Linked DNA regions of Homo sapiens: region 2 is linked to region 1. Evidence: chromatin loops called from intact Hi-C (ENCODE). Cell type or tissue: Caco-2. All regions are shown on one strand. Each heading gives the region's core, and the rest is flanking DNA. Links, peaks and the distances in the headings are about the cores only.

Evidence for each region. A loop is a pair of places that touch in the nucleus more often than their neighbours do. Peaks named below come from ENCODE experiments on the same cell type or tissue, not always from the same donor. Only the 100,000 strongest peaks of a DNase experiment are listed, where the experiment ranks them.
Region 2: a loop joins it to region 1, with 3 times the contacts of the local background. A loop is called at or near these places in 1 of 110 quality-filtered maps.

The regions. Positions count from the first base shown.
Region 1 is chr9:19,197,166-19,207,905 of GRCh38, forward strand. It overlaps the pseudogene RPS6P10. Among named protein-coding and RNA genes, the nearest start is that of DENND4C, 28 kb to the right of the region's middle. RefSeq lists an enhancer at 5,281-5,799. In Caco-2, for the core only: no CTCF peak of the experiment used is centred there; DNase peaks (open chromatin) are centred at 4,856 and 5,396.
Region 2 is chr9:19,262,064-19,272,803 of GRCh38, forward strand. All of the region lies in intron 1 of DENND4C (DENN domain containing 4C), which reads left to right. Among named protein-coding and RNA genes, the nearest start is that of DENND4C, 37 kb to the left of the region's middle. In Caco-2, for the core only: no CTCF peak of the experiment used is centred there; no DNase peak of the experiment used is centred there.

The DNA.
Region 1 (10,740 bases), core at 2,894-7,893:
GAGTATGTCAAGCTCCCCCACCCACCCAACATACACGTCCAGGGGGGCAACTGTTTAAAGGGATTTGGGGCCGGGCACGGTGGCTGACACCTGTAATCTCAACACTTTGGGAGGCAGAGGCAGGAGGACTGGTTAAGCCCAGGAGTTCCAGACCAGCCTAGGCAACATAGAGAGAACCCATCTCTACAAAAAATTAAAAAAACAATTAGCTAGGTGTGGTGGTACACACCCAGATACTTACAGGGCTGAGGTGAGAGGACTGCTTGAGCCTGGGAAGTGGAGGCTGCAGTGATCAGTGATTGCACCAGTACGGTCCACCTAAGCGAGAGTGAGACCCTATCTTAAACAAAACCAAAAGCAAAAACAAGCCAGGCATGGTAGCTCATGCCTGTAATCTCAGCACTTTGGGAGGCCAAGGCAGGTGGATCCCCTGAGTCCAGGAGTTCAAGACCAGCCTAGATACATGGCAAAACCCTGTCTCTATAAAATAAAATAAAATAGAATTTAATTAAATTAAAAAGAAAAGTCAACGCATAGCCAATTAATAGTTTATGTTATTTTATGGTAAATTCTTGGTAAACAACTTAGGAACTACCTCTTCTTTTTTTCTTTAAAAATTCACTTGTAGGCTGGGCATGGTGGCTCACACCTGTAATCCCAGCAGTTTGGGAGGCCGAGGCAGGCAGATCACGAGGTCAGGAGATCGAGACCATCCTGGCTAACACAGTGAAACCCTGTCTCTACTAAAAATACAAAAAAATTAGCCAGGCGTGGTGGCGGGTGCCTGTACTCCCAGCTACTCGGGAGGCTGAGGCAAGAGAATGGTGTGAACCCGGGATACGGAGCTTGCAGTGAGCCAAGATCGTGCCACTGGACTCCAGCCTGGGCAACAGAGCGAGACTCCTTCTCAAAAAAAAAAAAAAAAAAATTCACCTGTGACTGCTGCTGATCATGGCATATATTCAAGGCAACTTAATTAAAGGTCCCAGGTTGCAGTCCTCAAACTTGACCCATATAAACTATCTTTTCAACAAATAATGCTGAAACAAGTGGATGCCACATGAAAAAAAAAAAATGAAGTTGGAACCCTAGCTCACTTCACATACAAAAATTAACTCCAGGCTAGGCATAGTGGCTTTGTCCTGTAATCCTAGCCCTTTGGGAGGCTGAGGTGGGAAGATTGCTTGAGCCCAGGAGTTCAAGACCAGCCTGAACAATATAGTGAGACTTCGTCCGTACTAAAAATAAAAATATTACCTGGGCATGGTGGTGTGTGTCTGTAGTTCCAGCTACTCAGGAGCCTAAGATGGAAGGATCACTTGAGTCCAGCAAGCTGATCATGCCACAGCACTCCAGCCTGGGCAACAGAGCAAGACCCTGTCACACCAACACACACACACAAATACCCTGTCTCTTACAAAATTGTAAAAATTAGCCATGTGTGGTGGCGAGCATCTGTAGTCCTAGCTATTCAGGAGGCTGAGACAGGAGGATTGCTTGAGCCTAAGAGTTTTGGAAGTTGCAGTGAGCCAACTGCCATGATTGTGCCATTGCACTGAAGCCTGGGCAGTTGAGCAAGATCCTATCTAAAAAAAACCCAAATAAATAAAATCAAAATGGACCATACACCCAAATGTAAGAGCAAAAACTATTAGAGTTTTAAAAGAAAACTTATGTGTACGTATTCAGGAGCTTTCATTAGACAATGGTTTCTGGGATATGACATCAAAAGCACAAACAACAAAAGAACAAATGAATATATTTGTCAAAAGACAAAATTACAACACATTAAGTTTAAAAATCTTAATTGTTACTTATTTGTGATTCTAAACTCAGGCAATATATCATTCTATAAAACAGAATGAGTCTTCCAATGAACAAAGCAGAAGAGATTGCTTTTATAAACAGGCAGAGAGGACTTCCTTATCATGCCAGAGATAGCTTTTATAGAGAGGCAGAGGGGATTTCCTTATCATGCCAGCTAAAACTGGCCTGTTTGAGGATTTGGCTATTCTCTCTCTCTCTCTCCTGATTTCTCAGAAGGTCAGATAAAGATCTTAGTTTTGACTTAGTGACATGACATGCAATTTCAGCATAAGTAACTCCATTTTGGTGGGGTCTGTTAGGCCTAGGGCAGGAACTCAGTCCAACTCAATGGCCTCCTGTAAATTTTATTCTACATATTGAACATCACCGAAATATAAAACTTTTTCCTTCCAAGGACACCATCGAGAAAATGAAAAGCCAAATCACAGAATGGGAGAAAATATATGCAAATCATATATCTAATAAGGCTGTTCTTTTTATAGTGTAGATATATAAATGGTGAGGATATGGAAAAGTTGGAACTCTTGTACATTGCTAGAAGAAATGTAGGATGGTACAGCCTTTGTGGAAAACTATTTGGTGGTTCCTTCAGAAGTTAAAACACAGAATTAACATATGACCCAGAAATTCTACTCCTAGGTATATATCCAAAAGAATTAAAAACAAGTACTCAAATTCTGTTTTTCGAGACAGAGTCTTGCTCTGTTGCCTAGGCTGGAGTGCAATGGTGCAATCTCAGCTCACTGCAACCTCCACCTCCTGCATTCAAACGATTCTTCTGCCTCAGCCTCCCGAGTAGCTAAGATTACAGGTACCCGCCTCCTTGCCCAGCTAGTTTTTGTATTTTTAGTAGAGATGGGGTTTCACCATGTTGGCCAGGCTGGTCTTCAACTCCTGAGCTCAAGTGATCCGCCCACCTCAGCCTCCCAAAGTGCTGAGATTACAGGCTTGAGCTACCCTGCCTGGCCAAATTCTTATATATCATTGATCATAGCAGTATCATTTATAATGGCCAAAAGGTGGAAAACACTCAAATTTCCATCAAATAATGAATGAATAAACAAAACGTGGAATAGCCATACAATGAGTTACTATCCAGGCATAAAGAGTACTGATACATGCTACAACATGGATGAAACTTGAAAACATTACACATGTGAAAGAAGCCAGACACAAAAGGCCACATATTGTATGATTTCATTTAAATAAAATATCCAGTATAAGCAATCTATAGATATAAGAAGGAGATTAGTGATTGCCAGGGGCCGAGAAGAGGGCAATGGGAGTAACAGGGTTTCTTTTCTTTTTCTTTTTTCTTTTTTTTTTTTGTGAGTCTGATCTTATTTATTTTTTACTCACTTAGAAGTAGAAGCTCGCAGAGAGGAAAGTCTGCGTCTCTTCACAATTTGTTCCTGGCGCTTTTCCTTAGCCTCCTTCATTCTCTTGCCAAAAGCTTAGCATATTCTGCAGCGTCTTCCTTATTTTTCTTAGTATGCTGCTTCTTCAGAGCAATACACCGCCGTTTGTGCTGCAGGACACATGGAGTAACAAGACGCTGAATCTTGGGTGCTTTGGTCCTAGGTTTCTTACCTTCTTTAAGGGCTTTCTTTAGAGAGATTGAAAAGTTTATGGATTCTGCTAGCTCTTTTGGGTCCCAGGTGATGAGGCACCATAGTATCAGTCAGTCCAGGAATATCCTTCTCTCCTTTTTTTACAATAACCAAGTTGAGAATGCTCAGATTGGCAACCACAATGCAACCATGAACTGATTTTCCCTTCCTTTCTCCAGTTCTCCTTGGTCTGTAACAGGAATGCCCCTTACTCAGTAGCAGGTGGACATGGCCATGGGTCAAGACACCCTGCTTCATGGGGAAACCTTATTTGTCGTTCCCACCACTGATTCGGACCACATAACCCTTCCATTCTTCACCCAGTGTGTCAGCAGCAACTTTTGTGGCCGTACGTTTCTCATAAAAAGTACGAAGTTTGCATTCATCATCCATTTCAATGAGTTTCTGGCAGCCAGTGGCTGGGAAGGAGATGTTCAGCTTCATCTTGAAGCATCCTTTTTTTTTTTTTGAGATGGAGTGCAGCAGCGTGATCTCGGCTCACTACAACCTCTGCCTCCCCAGTTCAAGCGATTCTCCTACATCAGCCTCCTGAGTAGCTGGGACTACAGGTGCGTTCTACCGCGCCCGGCCAATTTTTGTATTTTTAGTAGAGGTGGGGTTTCACCGTGTTAGCCAGTATGGTCTCCATCTCCTGACCTCATGATCTGCCTGCCTCGGCCTCCCAAAGTGCTGGGATTACAGGCATAAGCCACCACGCCCAGCCAACAGGGTTTCTTTTTGGAATGATGATAATGTTCTGGATTTAGATAGTGGAGATAGCTGCACAAGTCTGTGAATAGGCTAAAAGACATTGAATTGTACAGCTTAAATTGGAGAATTATGTGTTAAGTAAATTGTATCTCAACAAGGGTTTTTAATTTCCCAAGGCTTGGGTGAAAATCAATGGGTATAACTTTCAATATAAGAGTTGGAAAAGTATCATAAAAATGCTAACAGTGACTAGATAAGATGATGCATGTTCTATCTTTCTAAATGGAAGACATATCTTTACAATATGAGTTCCTGCCTAAGATAAAATGGGTATTTAAATATTGTATTTAAATGTTCTAAGTGTCAGACTTCCTTTCTTTAGCTTTTCCACAGATACAGAATTTTAGCTCTGGCTCAAACTCTGCATGTAAAATGAGAATAGAAAAATGTGACTCTTAAACTACAGATATTTAATAAAGACTAATTTGCAGACATCAAGGTGAAATAAAATGATTAATTTTTTAAGATATAAAGCTCATTGTTCAAATAAAATCCAAGTTCTAAAATCTTAGATTGTATGAAATGGATGTGAAATGGATGAAAGTGTTATGAATGGCGCTGCTTTGCTTGAGGTACTCCTTTATCTCCACTCCTCCAAACACAAACATATCAGGGCAGGCAGGTCTAAGCAGCTCCTTGGAGCACAGTTTAAAAGGTCTGAGGGACTCTAGCAGCCCAGTTGGCCCTAAATTGTGTAGTCTTTGGTAAGGTACAGAAACTCCATGGGCTCCTGACAGAAAACTCCTGTTTCCTATTTGTCAGATAAAGGGGGCTAAGCTACAACTCCTTGAAAGCCCTTTTCTACGGTCGAAGTCTACAATTCTATGATCCTGAAAAAGCTAAAATAAAAGCTAGTAGCCACTGGCTTCTAAAATGTTTACCAATCACCCCAGAGCTTAAGGAACAAAGATCAAAACAAGCCTTGGGCTATAATCACCTTATCCAAACCTACAAAATAAACAGCAGACTAAAAATAGAGAGGGGTAAGTCTTATTTCAAAGTGAAATGATCTGAACAAAGGGCAGCTGGTTTTCACGATCTTTCTTATCTCTTAGATAAAGTTTGTTAATGGGCCATAAATACACAAAGGGTCTGGTTGCCAAGTATCCCTGCAAAAGGGAGGAGAGGCCATATATCACTTCCTGGGGGATGGGAGGGAGTAGCATCTCAAGGAGAAGTAGCACAAAGGCCCCTCCTGAGATAGGAAACAGGCCCTGGGTCAGGCAGCTGTGGGTCCGGCAAACACCCTCAGATCTCAGAACAAGAAACCCGTTGAAGGCGGGGCACAATGGCTCCTGCCTGTAATCCCAGCACTTTGGGAGCCACAGTGAGGCTTGAAGCCAGGAGCTAGAGACCAGCCTAGGCAACATAGGGAGACCCGCCCCCCTGCATCTGTCTGTCCAAACAATTTAAAAATTAGCTGGGCACAGCTGGGCACGGTGGCTCAGGCCTGTAACCCCAGCACTTTGGGAGGCCGAGGCGGGTAGGATCACGTGAGGTCAGGAGTTCGAGACTGGCCTGGCCAACATGGTGAAACTCCATCTCTACTAAAAATACAAAAAATTAGCCGGGCGTGGTGGCAGGCGCCTTTAATCCCAGCTACTTGGGAGGCTGAGGCAGAGAGAATCGCTTGAACCCAGGAGGTGGAGGTTGCATTGAGCTGAGATTGCACCATTGTACTCCAGCCTGGGCAAAAAGAGTGAAGCTCCTTCTCAAAAACAAAACAAAACAAAAATTAGCTAGGCATAGTGGCATGCACCTCTAGTCCCAGCTCCTCGGGAGGCTGAGGTGGGAGGATGGTTTGATCCTGGGAGGTTGAGACTGCAGTGAGCTGTGATCACACCACTGCACTCCAGCCTGACGACAGAGCAAGACCCTGTCTCAAAAACAAACAAAATACATATGTGTGTGTGCGCATGCGGGCGTGTGTGTGTGTGTGTAAAACCTGTTAAAGAGCTGGGGGCTGGGTGGAACAGAGATTGTGCTGGCCAAGGTGGGGAGAAGCTATATACTATATGGAGGACAGGACAGCCCTCACACAGAAACACCTGAAGGAGCCTCAGCTGATATTCTCCTGATGACATAGTCTAACTCCTTGCACTCAAAATGGGATCAGTGGACCATCAGCACAGGCAGCATCTGTGAGTTTATTAGAAATGCAAAATCTGGCCAGGCGTGGTGGCTAATGTCTGTAATTCCAGCACTTTGGAAGGCCAAGGTGGGTGGATCACCTGAGGTCAAGAGTTCAAGACCAGCCTTGCCAACATCACGAAACCCCATCTCTACTCAAAATACAAAAAACATTAGCCGGGCATGGTGGCGCACACCTGTAATCCCAGCTACTCAGGAGGCTGAGGCAGGATAATTGCTTGAACCCAGGAGACGGAGGTTGCAGTGAGCCAAGATGGTGCCACTGCACTCCAGCCTGGGTGACAGAGTGAGACTACTTCTCAAAAAAAGAAAGAGGCCAGGCGTGGTGGCTCACGCCTGTAACCCCAGCACTTTGAGAGGCCAAGGTGGGCGGATCACGAGGTCAGGAGATCGAGACCATCCTGGCTAACATGGTGAAACCCCGTCTCTACTAAAAATACAAAAAATTAGCCAGGCACGGTGGCAGGCGCCTGCAGTCCCAGCTACGCAGGAGGCTGAGGCAGGAGAATGGTGTGAACCCGGGAGGCAGAGCTTGCAGTGAGCCGAGATTGCGCCACTGCACTCCAGCCTGGGTGCAAGAGCGAGACTCCATCAAAAAAAGAAAGAAAGAAAGAGAAAGAAAGAAAGAAAGAGAGAAAGAAAGAAAAGAAACGCAAAATCTCAGATCCAACACACACCTACTGATCACAGTCTGCATTTTACCAAGATTCCTGGTGATTGCCTGTGCATTAAAGCTTGGGTGTAGCTGGAAAAGTACCTTCACAAAGACATCAACCATGCTGGTTTTACCTAGTGATTAGGGAAAACCCTGAGCACTCAATCCATTGTATCTATGAGTTCCAGCATTTTTTTTTAAAGAGGGTCTCCCTCTGTTGCTCAGACAACAGTGCAGTGGTGCAGTGCAGTGCAGTGGTGCAATCTCCACTTACTGCAATCTCCACCTCCAGGGCTCAAGCGATCCTTCACTTCAGTCTCCAGAGTAGCTGGCACCACAAGTGCCATGCCACCATGCCCGCCTAATTTCTGTATATTTTTGGTAGAGATGGAGTCTCACCATGTTGCTCAGGCTGGTCTCCAAGTCCTGGCTTCAAGAGATTTTCCTGCCTTGGCCTCCCACAGTGCTGGAATTACAGGCCTGAGCCACTGCGCCTAGCTGTTAATTATATCTTTATTTTATTTTATTTATTAATATTATTTATTTTTTAGTAGATACAGGGTTTTACCATGTTGCCCAGGCTGGTCTTCAAGGCTGGTCTTGAACTCCCGGACTCAAGTGATCGGCCCACCTTGGCCTCCCAAAGTGCTGAGATTACAGGAGTGAGCCACCGTGCCCAGCCTCCTTATTTTTTTTATTTTTATTTTTTCGTGAGACAGAGTCTGGCTCTGCACCCAGGCTGGAGTGCAGTGGCATGATCTTGGCTCACTGCAACCTCCGCCTCCTAGGCTCAAGTGATCCTACTACCTTAGCTTCCTGAATGGCTGGGACTACAGGTACAGGCCACCATGCCTGGCTAATTTTTGTAGTTTTAGTAGAGATGGAGTTTTGCCATGTTGCCTGGGCTGGTCTCGAATTCCTGAGCCCAAGCCATCCACCCTCCTGGGCTTCCCAAATAGCTGGGATTATAGAAGTGAGCCACTGGGCCCAGCCCTGGCCCTACCTGTATCTTAAAAAAAAAAAAAAAAAAAAAAAAAAAAGGTCCAGGCATGGTTACTCACACCTGTAATCCCAACACTTTGGGAGGGGAGGTAAGAGGATCACTTCAGGCCCTGAGTTCAAGACCAGCCCAAAGGCTGGGCGCGGTGGCTCACGCCCATAATCCCAGCACTTTGGGAGGCCGAGGCAGGTGGATCATGAGGTCAGGAGATCGAGGCCATCCTGGCCAACATGGTGAAACCCCGTCTCTACTAAAATACAAAAAAAAAATTAGCCGGGCATGGTGGCATGCACCTTTAATCCCAGCTACTTGGGAGGCTGAGGCAGGGGAATCGCTTGAACCCAGGAGGTGGAGACTGCAGTGAGCCGAGATCACGCCATTGCACTCCAGCCTGGCAACAGAGCAAGACTCCATCTCAAAAAAAAAAAAAAAAACAATAATAATAATAATAATAATAAAAGACCATCCCAGAAAACAAAGTGAGGTCCTGTTTCTACAAAAAAATTTTTAAAAAATCAGCTGATTATGGTGGCACATGCCTGTAGTCCCAGCTACTTGGGAGGCTGAGGTAAGAGGATTGCTTGAGCGAGCAGTTGGAGGCTGCAGTGAGCTATGATTGCACCACTGCACTCTAGCGTAGGCAACAGAGTGAGATCCTTCTGGAAAAAAAGAAAAACAACTGCACATTATTGGCATGGCGGTATGCTAGGACCACACTAGGCTGTAAACTCCGTGAGGGCAGGAACCATGCCTGGTTTGTTCAACACAATATCCCCAGCATGAATTTGGCATGCACCTAACATATGGCTCAGGAAATATCTGAAATGAAATATCTGAATATTTGAATGAAAGACAAGTTGAAGTGAATGAAAGGCAAGTTGATTCTCCATGAACATATCATTTTCAGGTATGTTCTCCACGGACATACCTGAAAATGGAATAGACATTAGCTGCACTTAGATGAAACTACTCTGCTTTAATCCCTGGATTTTCATGAAATCAAGGATGAATTTACCTGACATTGAAAAGGACCATGAATCTTGTGTGAGTTGATATCGTATGATGTTTATCATCATAACTTAATTGTTTTACATTGAATTTTAATATTTATTTTTTAATTTTAATTTAATTTTATTTATTTTGAGATGGAGTCTCGCTCTGTCGCCCAGGCTGGAGTGCAGTGGCTCGATCTCGGCTCACTGCAACCTCCGCCTCCTGGGTTCACGCCATTCTCCTGCCTCAGCCTCCCGAGTAGCTGGGACTACAGGCGCCTGCCACCACACCTGGCTAATTTTTTATATTTTTAGTAGAGATGTGGTTTCACCATATTAGCCAGGATGGTCTCGATCTCCTGACCTTGTGATCTGCCCGCCTTGGCCTCCCAAAATGCTGGGATTACAGGCGTAGGCCACCGCGCCTGGCCTTTTAATTTTTATTTTTTTGAGACAGTTTCAGAAAAGAAGTTTCACTCTGTCACCCAGGCTGGAGTGCAGTGGGGCAATCTCAGCTCACTCCAACCTCTGCCTCCCGGGTTCAAGTGATTCTTCTGCCTTAACCTCCCAAGTAGTTGGGATTACAGGCATGCACCAAAAAACCCAGCTAATTTTTGTATTTTAGTAGAGACATGGTTTCACGATGTTGGCCAGGTATGGTTATTATTATTTTTTTTTAGGGACAGATTATCACTATGCTGCCCAGGCTGGCCTTGAACTCCTGGGCTCAAGCAATCCTCCTGCCTTAGTCTTGCAAAGTTCTTAGGGTTACAGGTGTTAGCCACTATGCCCAGCCTAGTTCAATAATTTCAACTTTACCATAATATGAGGAAAACTTGAGCGTAATATTGGTCTGTCTTATCTGTTCCAGTTTCTCAAATACTTTTTATTTTTACAGAAAGGGTCTTGCTCTGTCACCTAAGCTGGAGTGCAGTGGCATGATCATAGCTCACTGTGGCCTCAAACTCCTGAGCTCAAGCCACACTCTTGCCTCAGCCTGCAAAGAGCTGGGATTACAAGTGTGAGCCACTGTGCCCGGCATAGTTTCTGAAATGCTTTTAGAAATGCTACTTATAGCAGCATTAGCTGTAAAAAAGGCCCTGTATGTGAGTCCTGCCATGGGAGGCTTGGGCAAATACTGGGGAAACAGGAAGTTTATCTTTGGCCCTTTCAGGATTAAAAAAAAGAAAAATTTGAGTGTAATATTTGATACATACAAAAGAATGTGTTGTTAAATATAATAGAATAAACACTCTGCTTAAGAACAAGAACATTATCAATATGAGGATTTACTTCCTTTTGGGATCTTATGCGAATTTCTGAAAAGGTCTGGGTTCTAGCTGCCTAGCATTAACATAAAAGGTTTGAGAAATATACATTCAATAAGCTGCTATCTGATAATGGCTTTAGATTTTTCTCATCTTTGAGTGTATAATTTTTTTTTAGTTTTATTTTGTAGAGGCAGAGTCGTGCTATGTTGCCCAGGCTTGTATCAAACTCCTGGCCTTAAGCAATCAGCCTCCTAAAGTGTTGGGATTACAGGTGTGAGCCACCACACCTGGCCTCATAAAAATTGCTATAGCATTTTTTTTCTGATAATAGAAGTGTATATCTTTCCTGTAGAAAAATTTTAAAATAGGTTAAAGTATGAAGAATATAAAAATAACCATTATATCCATTCTCTCCAGAAAATTATTGTTAACCTTTTAAAACACACACACACACACACACACA
Region 2 (10,740 bases), core at 2,510-7,509, 65 kb after region 1:
AATTTATTAGTTCTTTTTTTTTTTTTTTTTTTTTTTTTTTTTGAGACAAGTCTTGTTCTGTCGCCCAGGCTGGAGTGCAGTGGTGTGATCTCAGCTTACTGCAACCTCCACCTCCTGAGTTCAGGGGATTCTTCGACCTCAGCCTCCAGAGTAGTTGGCACTACAGGCGTGTGCCAGCATGCCTGGCTAATTTTTGTATTTTTAGTAGAGATGGGGGTTTCACCATGTTGGCCAGGCTGGTCTTGAACTCCTGACCTCAGGTGATCCACCCACCTCAGCCTCCCAGAGTGCTGGGATTAGAGGCGTGAGCCTCTGTGCCTGGCTGAATGTATTAGTTTTCATAGTTTTTGGTGGAGTCTTTACATTTTTCCAAATATATCATATCTTTTTTTTTTTTTGAGACAGTCACCCAGGCTGGAGTGTAGTGGTGCTATCTCGGCTCTCTGCAACCCCCACCTCCCAGGTTCACATGATTCTCATGCTTCAGCCTCCCAAGTAGCTGGGACTACAGGTGTGCACTCCCACACCCAGCTAATTTTTGTATTTTTAGTAGAGATGGGGTTTTGCCATATCGGCCAGACTGGTCTTTAATTCCTGGCCTCAAGTGATCCATCTGCCTCGGCCTCCCAGAGTGCTGGGATTACAGGTGTGAGCCACTGCTCCTGGCTACATTTTTGTATTTTTTGGTAGAGATGGGGTTTCACCATGTTGGCCAGGCTGGTCTCAAACTCCTGACCTCAAGTGATCCACCTGCCTTGGCCTCCCAAAGTGCTGGGATTACAGGTGTGAGCCACCATGCCTGGCCTCATATCATTTATAAATAAGAGTAATTTGACTAGTTCCTTTCCAATTTGGATGTCTTTATTTCTTCCTTATGTAATCGCTCTAGCTAGGACTTTCAGTACTATGTTGAATAACAGTATTGAAAGTGGGCATCCTTGTTGTGTTTCATATCTTAGAGGAAGGCTTTTAATATAATACTAAATGGGGAAAACAGTCTGTTATGGGTCTGTTGTATATAGCTCTTACTGTGTTAAGGTATGTTCCTTCTATAACCAATTTTTGAGAGTTTTTGTCATGAAAGGATATTGAGTTTTATCAAATGCTTTTTCAACATCAATTGAAATGATCATATGGTTTTTGTCTTTTATTCTGTTGATAGGCTGTATCACATTGATCGATTTGTTTATTTGGAACTATCCTTGTCTCCCTGGTTTAAATCCCACAGGGTCATGTTGAATAATCTTTTTAATACGTTGTTGAATTTGGTTTGCTTGTTGTTTTTTGTTTGTTTGTTTATTTGTTTTTTTGAGACAGAGTTTCACTCTTGTCACCCAGGCTAGAGTGCAATGGCATGATCTCGGCTCACTGCAACCTCTGCCTCCTGGGTTCAAGCAATTTTCCTGCCTCAGCCTCCCAAGGAGCTGGGATTACAGGCGTGCGCCACCGTGCCCTGCTAATTTTTTTGTGTTTTTAGTAGAAACAAGGTTTCACCCTGTTGGCCAAGCTGGTCTTGAATTAGGTTTGCTATTGTTTTGTTGAGGAATTTTGCATCAATGTTCATTGGAGATAGTGGCCTGTAATTTTCTTCCCATTTTTTTTTTTTTTAAGACAGAATCTCGCTCTTGTCACCCAGGCTGAAGTGCAATGGCACGATCTGGGCTTGCTGCAACCTCTGCCTTCCGGGTTCAAGCGATTTTCTTGCCTCAGCCTCCCGAGTAGCTGGGGACTACAGGCGCCCACCACCACGCCCGGCTAAATTTTTTTTGTATTTTTGGTAGAGACAGGATTTCACCATGTTGGCCAGGCTGGTCTCGAACTCCTGACCTCAGGTGATCTGCCCGCCTTGGCCTCCCAAAGTGCTGGAATTACAGGTGTGAGCCACTGCGCCTGGCCAATTTTCTTTCTTTGATGTGTCTTTGTCTGGTTTTGGTAACAGGTTCATACTGGCCTTACAGAATAAGTTTGGAAGTATTCTGTTCACTGTTTTTCAGAATAATTTGAGTAGGAATGGTATTAGTTCTTTAAATCTTTGGTAAAATTCAGCAGTGAAGCCATTAGGTCCTGGGCTTTTCTTGGCTGGGAGACTTCTTACTACTGCTTCAATCTCATTTTGTTGTTGGTCTTTTCAGGTTTTGGATGTCAGTATGGTTCGGTTTTGGTAGGTTGTATGTTTCTAGGAATTTAGCAGTTTCTTCTACGTTTTCCAGTTTATTGGTATATAGTTGCTCATAGTAGTTCCTTTTTTTTTTTTGAGACGGAGTCTCACCCTGTTATCCAGGCTAGAGTGCAGAATGCAGTGGCGCAATTTCGGCTCACTACAACCTCCACCTCCCAGGTTCAAGTGATTCTCCTGCCTCAGCCTCTTAAATAGCTGGGATTACAGGTGCCTGCCACCATGCCTGGCTAATTTTTGTATTTTTAGTGGAGATGGGGTTTCACTATGTTGGCCAGGCTGGTCTTGAACTCCTCACCTCAAGTGATCCGCCTGCTTTGGCCTCTCAAAGTGCTGGGATTACAGGCGTTAGCCACCATGCCTGGCCAGTAGTTTCTAATGATCTTTTGAATTTCTGTGGTATTGCTTGTAATGTCTCATCTCTGATCTTATTTATTTGAGCCTTCTCTCTTTTTTTCTTAGTCTGGCTAAAGGTTTGTCCATTTTGTTTATCTTTTCAAAACACCAAGTTTTTTTTTCCTTTCATCTTTTGTGTTTTTTCTGTTTCAATTTGATTTATTTCTGCTGTGATCTTTTTCTTCTACTAATTTTGGGTTTGGTTTGCTTTTGCTTTTCTAATTCTTTAAGATTCATTTTTAGGTTGTTTATTTGAAGTTTTTCTACTTTTTTGATGTAGGCACTTTTGCTATAAACTTTCTTCATAGTACTGTTTTTGCTGTATCCTGTAGGTTTTAGTATGTTGTGTTTCCATTTTCATTTGTTTCAAGAAATTTTAAAATTTTCTTTCTTTTTTTGAGACAAGGTCTCACTCTGTCACCCAGGCAGGAGTGCAGTGGCACAATTACAGCCACTGCCACCTTGACCTCTTGGGCTCAGGAGATTCTCCCACCTCAGCCTCCTAAATAGCTGGAACTACAGGTTTACACCACCAGGCCTGGCTAAGTTACTGTATTTTTTTTTAGAGTTGAGGTTCTACCATGTTGTCCAGGCTGGTCTCGCACTCTGGGGCTCAAGCAGTCTGTCCCCCTTGCTCTCCCAAAATGCTGGGATTACAGGTGTAAGCCACTGTGCTCGGCCAATTTTTTAAATTTTCCTTCTGAATCTCTTCATTGACCCAGTGGTCATTTAGGAACATATTCTTTAATTTCCATGTGTTTACGTAGTTCCCAAAGTTCCTCTTGTTACTGATTTCTTTTTTATTTTTATTTATTTATTTATTTATTTTTTATTATACTTTAAGTTCTAGGGTACATGTGCACAACATGCAGGTTTGTTACATATGTATACATGTGCCATGTTGGTGTGCTGTACCCATTAACTCATCATTTACATTAGGTATATCTCCTAATGCTATCCACCCCTCCTCCCCCTACCCCACGACAGGCCCCGGTGTGTGATGTTCCCCACCCTGTGTCCAAGTGTTCTTATTGTTCAATTCCCACCTATAAGTGAGAACATGCGGTGTTTGGTTTTCTGTCCTTGCGATAGTTTGTTCAGAATGATGGTTTCCAGCTTCATCCATGTCACTACAAAGGACAAGAACTCAACCTTTTTTATGGCTGCATAGTATTCCATGGTGTATATGTGCCACATTTTCTTAATCCAGTCTATCATTGTTGGACATTTGGGTTGGTTCCAAGTCTTTACTATTGTGAATAGTGCCACAGTAAACATATGTGTGCATGTGTGTCTTTATAGCAGCATGATTTTTAATCCTTTGGGTATATACCCAGTAATGGGATGGCTGGGTCAAATGGTATTTCTAGTTCTAGATCCTTGAGGAATCGCCACACTGTCTTCCACAATGGTTGAACTAGTTTACAGTCCCACCAACAGTGTAAAAGTGTTCCTATTTCTCCACATCCTCTCCAGCACCTGTAGTTTCCTGACTTTTTAATGATCGTCATTCTAACTGGTGTGAGATGGTATCCCATTGTGGTTTTGATTTGCATTTCTCTGATGGCCAGTGATGATGAGCATTTTTTCATGTGTCTGTTGGCTGCATAAATATATCTTCTTTTGAGAGGTATTTGTTCATATCCTTCACCCACTTTTTGATGGGGTGGTTTGATTTTTTCTTGTAAATTTGTTTAAGTTCTTTGTAGATTCTGGATATTAGCCCTTTGTCAGATGGGTAGATTGTAAAAATTTTCTCCTGTTCTATAGGTTGCCTGTTCAATCTGATGGTAGTTTCTTTTGCTATGGAGAAGCTCTTTAGTTGAATTAGATCCCATTTGTCAATTTTGGCTTTTGTTGCAAAAAACAGGCTGCATTGCCAAGACAATCCTAAGCCAAAAGAACAAAGCTGGAGGCATCATGCTACGTGACTTCAAACTATACTACAAGGCTACAGTAACCAAAACAGCATGGTACTGGTACCAAAACAGAGATATAGACCAATGGAACAGAACAGAGCCCTCAGAAATAATACCACACATCTACAACCATCTGATCTTTGACAAACCTGACAAAAACAAAAAATGGGGAAAGGATTCCTTATTTAATAAATGGTGCTGGGAAAACTGGCTAGCCGTATGTAGAGGGCTGAAACTGGATCCCTTCCTTACACCTTATACAAAAATTAATTCAAGATGGATTAAAGACTTAAATGTTAGACCTAAAACCATGAAAACCCTAGAAGAAAACCTAGGCAGTACCATTCAGGACATAGGTATGGGCAAGGACTTCATGACTAAAACTGATTTCTTTTTTATCACATCGTGGTCAGAGACCTATTTGACGTACTTTCAGTTTTGTTTTTTTTAATTTTAAGACTTTTTGTGGCCTAATAGATGCTCTGTTCTTGAGGATGTTATATATGCTGAGGAGAAGAATGTGTATATTCTGCAGCCGTTAGATGAAATGTTCTGTAAGTATCTGTTTGGTCCATTTAGTCTATAGTGCAGATTCAGTCAAATGTTTCTTAGTTTTATGTCTGGAAGATCTGTCCAGTGCTGAAAGTGGGATGTTGAAGTTTCCAGCAATTACTGTGTTGGAGTCCATCTCTCTTTAGCTCTAATAATGTTTACTTTATATATCTGGGTGCTCCAGTGTTGGGTGCATGTGTATTTATAAATGTTACATCCTCTTGCTGAATTGACACCCTTATTATATAATGACCTTCTTTGTCTCTTTTTATGGTTTTTATCTTAAAATCTGTTTTATCTGATACAAGTATACCTACTCCTGCTCTTTCAGTTTCCATTTGCCTGGAATATCTTTTTTGACCCCTTTATTTTTAGTCTGTGTGTATCTTTATAGGTGAAGTGTGTTTCTTTTTTAAAAAATTTTACTTAAAGTTTTTTTGTTTTTTTAGAGACCGGTTCTCACTTTATCCCCCAGGCTGGAGTGCAGTGGTGTGATCACGGATTACTGTGACCTGAAACTCCTGAGCTCAGGGGATCTTCCCACCTCAGCTTCCCAAGTAGCTAGGACTACAGGCACATGACACTGCACCTGGCCAATTTTTCTTTATTTTTTATGGAGACAGGGTCTCACCATCTTGCCCAGGCTAGTCTCAAATTCCTGGGGTCTAGCAATCCTCCTGCATCAGCCTCCTAAAGTGCTGAGATTGTAGGCATGAACCACTGTGCCCAGCCTGTTTCTTGTAGGCCGCAGATGGTCGGACTGTGCTTGTTTAAATCCGTTCAGCCTCTGTATGTCTTTTGATTGGAGAATTTAGTCTGTTTACATTCAATGTCATTATTGATAAGGACTTTCTACTACCATTTTGTTATTTGTTTTCTGGTCTTCTTTTCCTTCCTTCCTTCCCATCTTCCTTTATGGGAAAGTGATTATTTTCTGGTGGTATGTTTTAATGTCTTGCCTTTTATGTTTTGTGTATGTGTTGTAGGTTTTTGGGTATTTTTTTTTTTTCCCGTACAGAGTCTTATTCTGTCGCCCATGCTGGAGTGCAGTGGCATAATCTCAGCTCACTGTAGCCTCGACCTCTCCGGCTTAAGCCATCCCTGCACCTCAGCCTCCTGAGTAGCTGGGACCCCAGGTGTGCACCACTATACCTGGCGAATTTTTGTATTTTTTGTAGAGACGGGGTTTTGCCATGTTGTCCAGGCTGGTATTGAACGCCTGAGCTCAAGCCATCTGCCTACCCCCACCTCCCAGAGTTCTGGGAATACAGGCGTGAGCCACCGCACCTGGTTGTAGTTATTATTTTTGATAGGTTCATCTTTTATTCTTTCTGTTTGAGATATGAGTAGTTTACACACCAGAATTACGGTGTTAATATTCTCTATATGTTTGTCTATGTATTTGCTATTACCAGGGAGTTTTGTATCTTCAGGTAATTTCTCATTGCTCATTACTGTTCTTTTCTTTCAGATTGAAGAACTCCCTTTAGTATTTCCTGTAGGACAGGTCTGGTGTTGACGAAATCCCTCAGCTTTTGTTTGTTTGGGAAAGTCTTTATTTCTCCTTCATGTTTGAAGGATATTTTCAGTGGATATACTGAAAATACAGGATAAAAGTTTTGTTTTTTTTTCAGTACTTTAAATATGTCATACACTCTCTCCTAGCCTGTAAAGTTTCTACTGAGAAGTGTGCTGCCAGACACATTAGAGCTCCTTTGTATGCTATGTGTTTTTCTTTTGCTGCTTTTAGAATCCTTTCTTCATTCTTGACCTTTGGGAGTTTGACAATTAAATGTCTGGAGGTAGTTTTGAGTTAAATTTCCTTGCTGTTCCATAACCTTCTTGTACTTGAATATTGATATCTTTCTCTATGTTTGGGAAGTTCTCTGTAGTATATCTCTTTGAATAAACTTGGTACATACTTCTCTCTACCTTTTTGTTAAGGCCCATAACTCTTAGATTTTCCCTTTTGAGGCTATTTTCTAGATTTTGTAGGTGTGCTTCATTCTTTTTTATTCTTTACTATTTTGTCTCCTCTGACTGTATTTCCTTTCTTTCTTTCTTTTTTGTTTTGAGATGGAGTTTCGCTTTTGTTGCTGAGGCTGGAGTGCAATGGCGTGATCTTAGCTCACTGCAACCTCTGCTTCCGGGTTCAAGCAATTCCCCTGCCTCGCCTCCCGAGTAGCTGGAATTACAGGTGCCCGCTACCATGCCCGGCTAATTTGTATTTTTAGTAGAGACAGGGTTTCACCACGTTGGCCAGGCTGGTCTCGAACTCCTGACCTCGGGTGATCTGCCCGTCTCGGCCTCCCAAAATGCTGGGATTACAGGCCTGAGCCACCGTGTCCGGCCCCTTGACTGTGTTTTCAAATAGTGTGTCTTCAAGCTCATGATTTCTTTATTCTGCTAAATCAATTCTGCTGTTGAAAGACTCTGATTCATTCTTGTTTATCAGTTGAATTTTTCAGCTCCAGAATTTCTGCTGGATTTTAAACAATTATTTCAATCTCTTTTTAAAATTCATCTGATAGGATTCTGAATTCCTTCTCTGTATTATCTTGAATTTCATTGAGCTTCTTTAAAACAGCTATTTTGACTTTGTCTGTCTGAAAGGTCACACATGTCTGTCATTCCAGGATTGGTCACTGGTGCCTCATTTAGTTTGTTTGGTGAGGTCATGTTTTCCTGTATGGTCTTGATGCTTGTGGATGTTTGTTGATGTCTGGGCATTGAAGAGTTAGGTATTTATGGTAGTCTTCACAGTCTGGGCTTGTTTGTACCCATCCTTCTAGAAAAAGCTTTCCAAGTATTCAAAGGTAATTGATTGTTTTGATCTAAGTCCTTGGTCTCTATAGCCGTATCTACATTAGGGAGCACCTTAAGCCCAGTAATGCTGTGACTCTTGTAGACTTATAGCTGTATGGCCTTAGTGGTCTTGGGTAATAGCCAGTATTCCCTGGATTACCAGGCACAGTCTCTTGTTCTCTTTCCTTATTTTCCCCCAAACAAATGGCATCGCTCTCCATGCTGAGCTACCTGGAGTTGAGGGGAGGAGTGACACAAGCACCCCTGCAACCACCACCACTGGGACTGTGCTGGGTTAGACCTGAAACCAGCACAGTACTGAGTCTCATCAGTACAGTAATATTGCCTGGCTACCACTGATGTTTATTCAAGGCCCAAGGGCTCTTTATTCAGCGGGTTGTGAATCTAGCCAGGCTTGTGTTTTTCCCTTCAGGGTGGAGGGTTCCCTTTTGGCCTAGGATGGGTCTAGAAATGCTGTCCAGAAGCTAGGGCCTCTAGCCTCTGGAGTTGGGAACTTTAGGAATCTACTTGGTGCTTTATTTTACTGTGGATGAGCTCATACCCAAGTTGCAAGACAAAGCAGGGTTTTTCTATTTTGTAACATAGGTTGGCATTACATTCTTTTTGAAGGGTGAATAATACTCCATTGTAGGTTTATATCACATTTTTAAAAATCCATTCATCTCTTGATGGTTACTTGGGTTGTTTTCACCTTTTGGCTATTGTGAATAGTGCTTCTGTGACCAGTGATGAACATATTTGTCTATTGGTCATTTGGGTATCTTTGGTTACCATTTATCTTAACAGTGTACCGGATGTTCTAGCCAGTGCAATAAGGCAAGAAAAAGAAAAAAAAGGCAGCTACAATGGAAAGAAAGAAGTAAAAATTGTCTTTATTCACACATACATTATGTGGAAAGTCTGATAGAATCTACAAAATTGCTCTAAACTAATAAGTGATTTTAGCAGGATTGCATTATATGAGATCAATATGTAAAAATCAATTGTATTTCTATATAGTAGCAATGAATAATTGAATTAAAAATAAAATGATGCCATTCACAGTAGCATCTAAATTATTAAGTACTTAGGAATAAATCTGACCAAAGATGTGGAAGACCTGTATGTTGCAAACTCAGAAACATCGCTGAAAAAAATTTAAAAGATCTAAGTAAATGCAGAGATTAACCTTGTTCATGGATTAGAAGACTCAATAACCCTAATTATTTAATGCAGTCCTAATTAAAATCACAGTAGGCTTTTTTTTTAGGTAAAAATTAATATGGATTCTTTTTTTTTTTTTTTTTTGAGACAGTCTTGCTCTGCCACCCAGGTTGGAATGCAGTGGCGCAATCCTGGCTCACTGCAATCTCTGCCTCACTAATTCAAGTGATTCTCATGCCTCAGCGTCCCGAGTAGCTGGGATTACAGATGTATTCCACCATGCCCCACTAATGTTTTGTATTTTTAGTAAAGACTGGGTTTGTCTATGTTGGCCAGGCTGTTCTTGAACTCCTGGCCTCAAGTGATCCGCCTACCTCTGGCCTTCCAGATTGCTGGAATTACAGGTGTGAGCTACCGCCTCTGGCCAGTAAGTGGATTCTAAATTGCTTATTGAAATGCAAAGGACCTAGTATAGTCAAAAAACAGTTTTGAAAAAGAACAGCAGTGAGGCCCAGTGAGGTGGCTCACGCCTGTAATCCCAGCACTTTGGGAGGCTGAGGCGGGCGGATCACCTGAGGTGGTTGAGTTAAAGACCAGCCTGACCAACATGGAGAAACCCCGTCTCTACTAAAAATACAAAATTAGCTGGAGTGGTGGTGCATGCCTGTAATCCCAGCTACTCGGGAGGCTGAGGCAGGAGAATCGCTTGAACCTGGGAGGCGAACGAAGGTTGCGTTGAGTTGAGATCGCGCCATTGCACTCCAGCCTGGGCAAAAAGAGTGAAACTCTGTCTCAAAAAAAAAAAAAAAAAGAGAAAAGAAAACAGAGAAACAACAGCTTTCAAAGCTAAGGCTGCCTGATTTCAGGACTAATTATAAAGCTACAGTAATCAGAACCATGTAGTACTGGCATATAGACACATAGATCAATGGAACAGAATAAAGAATCCAGAAATAAATTGGATGCACATGTTGAGCAATTGACTTTTGAACAAAGGTATGAAATCATTACAGTGGAGAAAGGATAGTATTTTTTTTTTCTTTTTAAATAAAAGAGAGACTGGCCCAGGCATGGTGGCTCATGCCTATAATCCCAGCACTTTGGGAGGCCAAGGTGGGCGGATCACCTGAGGTCGAGAGTTTGAGACCAGCCTGGCCAACATGGGGAAAGCCTGGTCTCTACAAAAAATACAAAATTAGCCAGGCGTGGTGGGACATGCCTGTAATCCCAGCTACTCAGGAGGCTGAGGCAGGAGAATCACTTGAACCTGGGAGGCAGAGGTTGCAGTGAGCCGAGATTGCGCCATTGCACTCCCGCCTGGGCAACAAGAACGAAACTCCATCTCAAAAAACAAAAACAAAAACAAAAAACAAAAAAATGTTTCCCAGGCTGGTCTTGAACTACTGGACTTAAGCAATCCTCCCTCCCACCTCGGCCTCCCAAAGTGCTGGGATTAGAGACATGAGCCAATGTGCCTGGCCAGAATAGTTTTTTCAACGCAGGGTCCTTGAAAAATGGGATATCCATATGTAAAAAAATGAATCTTCATTTATACCTCACGCCATATGCAAAAATCAGTTTAAAATGTATCGTAGACCTAAATGTAAAACCTAAAATTATAAAACATTTAGAAGAAAATGTGGGGGAAATGTTTTCTTTATGACATTGGATTAGACATGTTTTTTTATTTTTATTTTTATTTTGTTTTTTGAGATGGAGTCTTGCTCT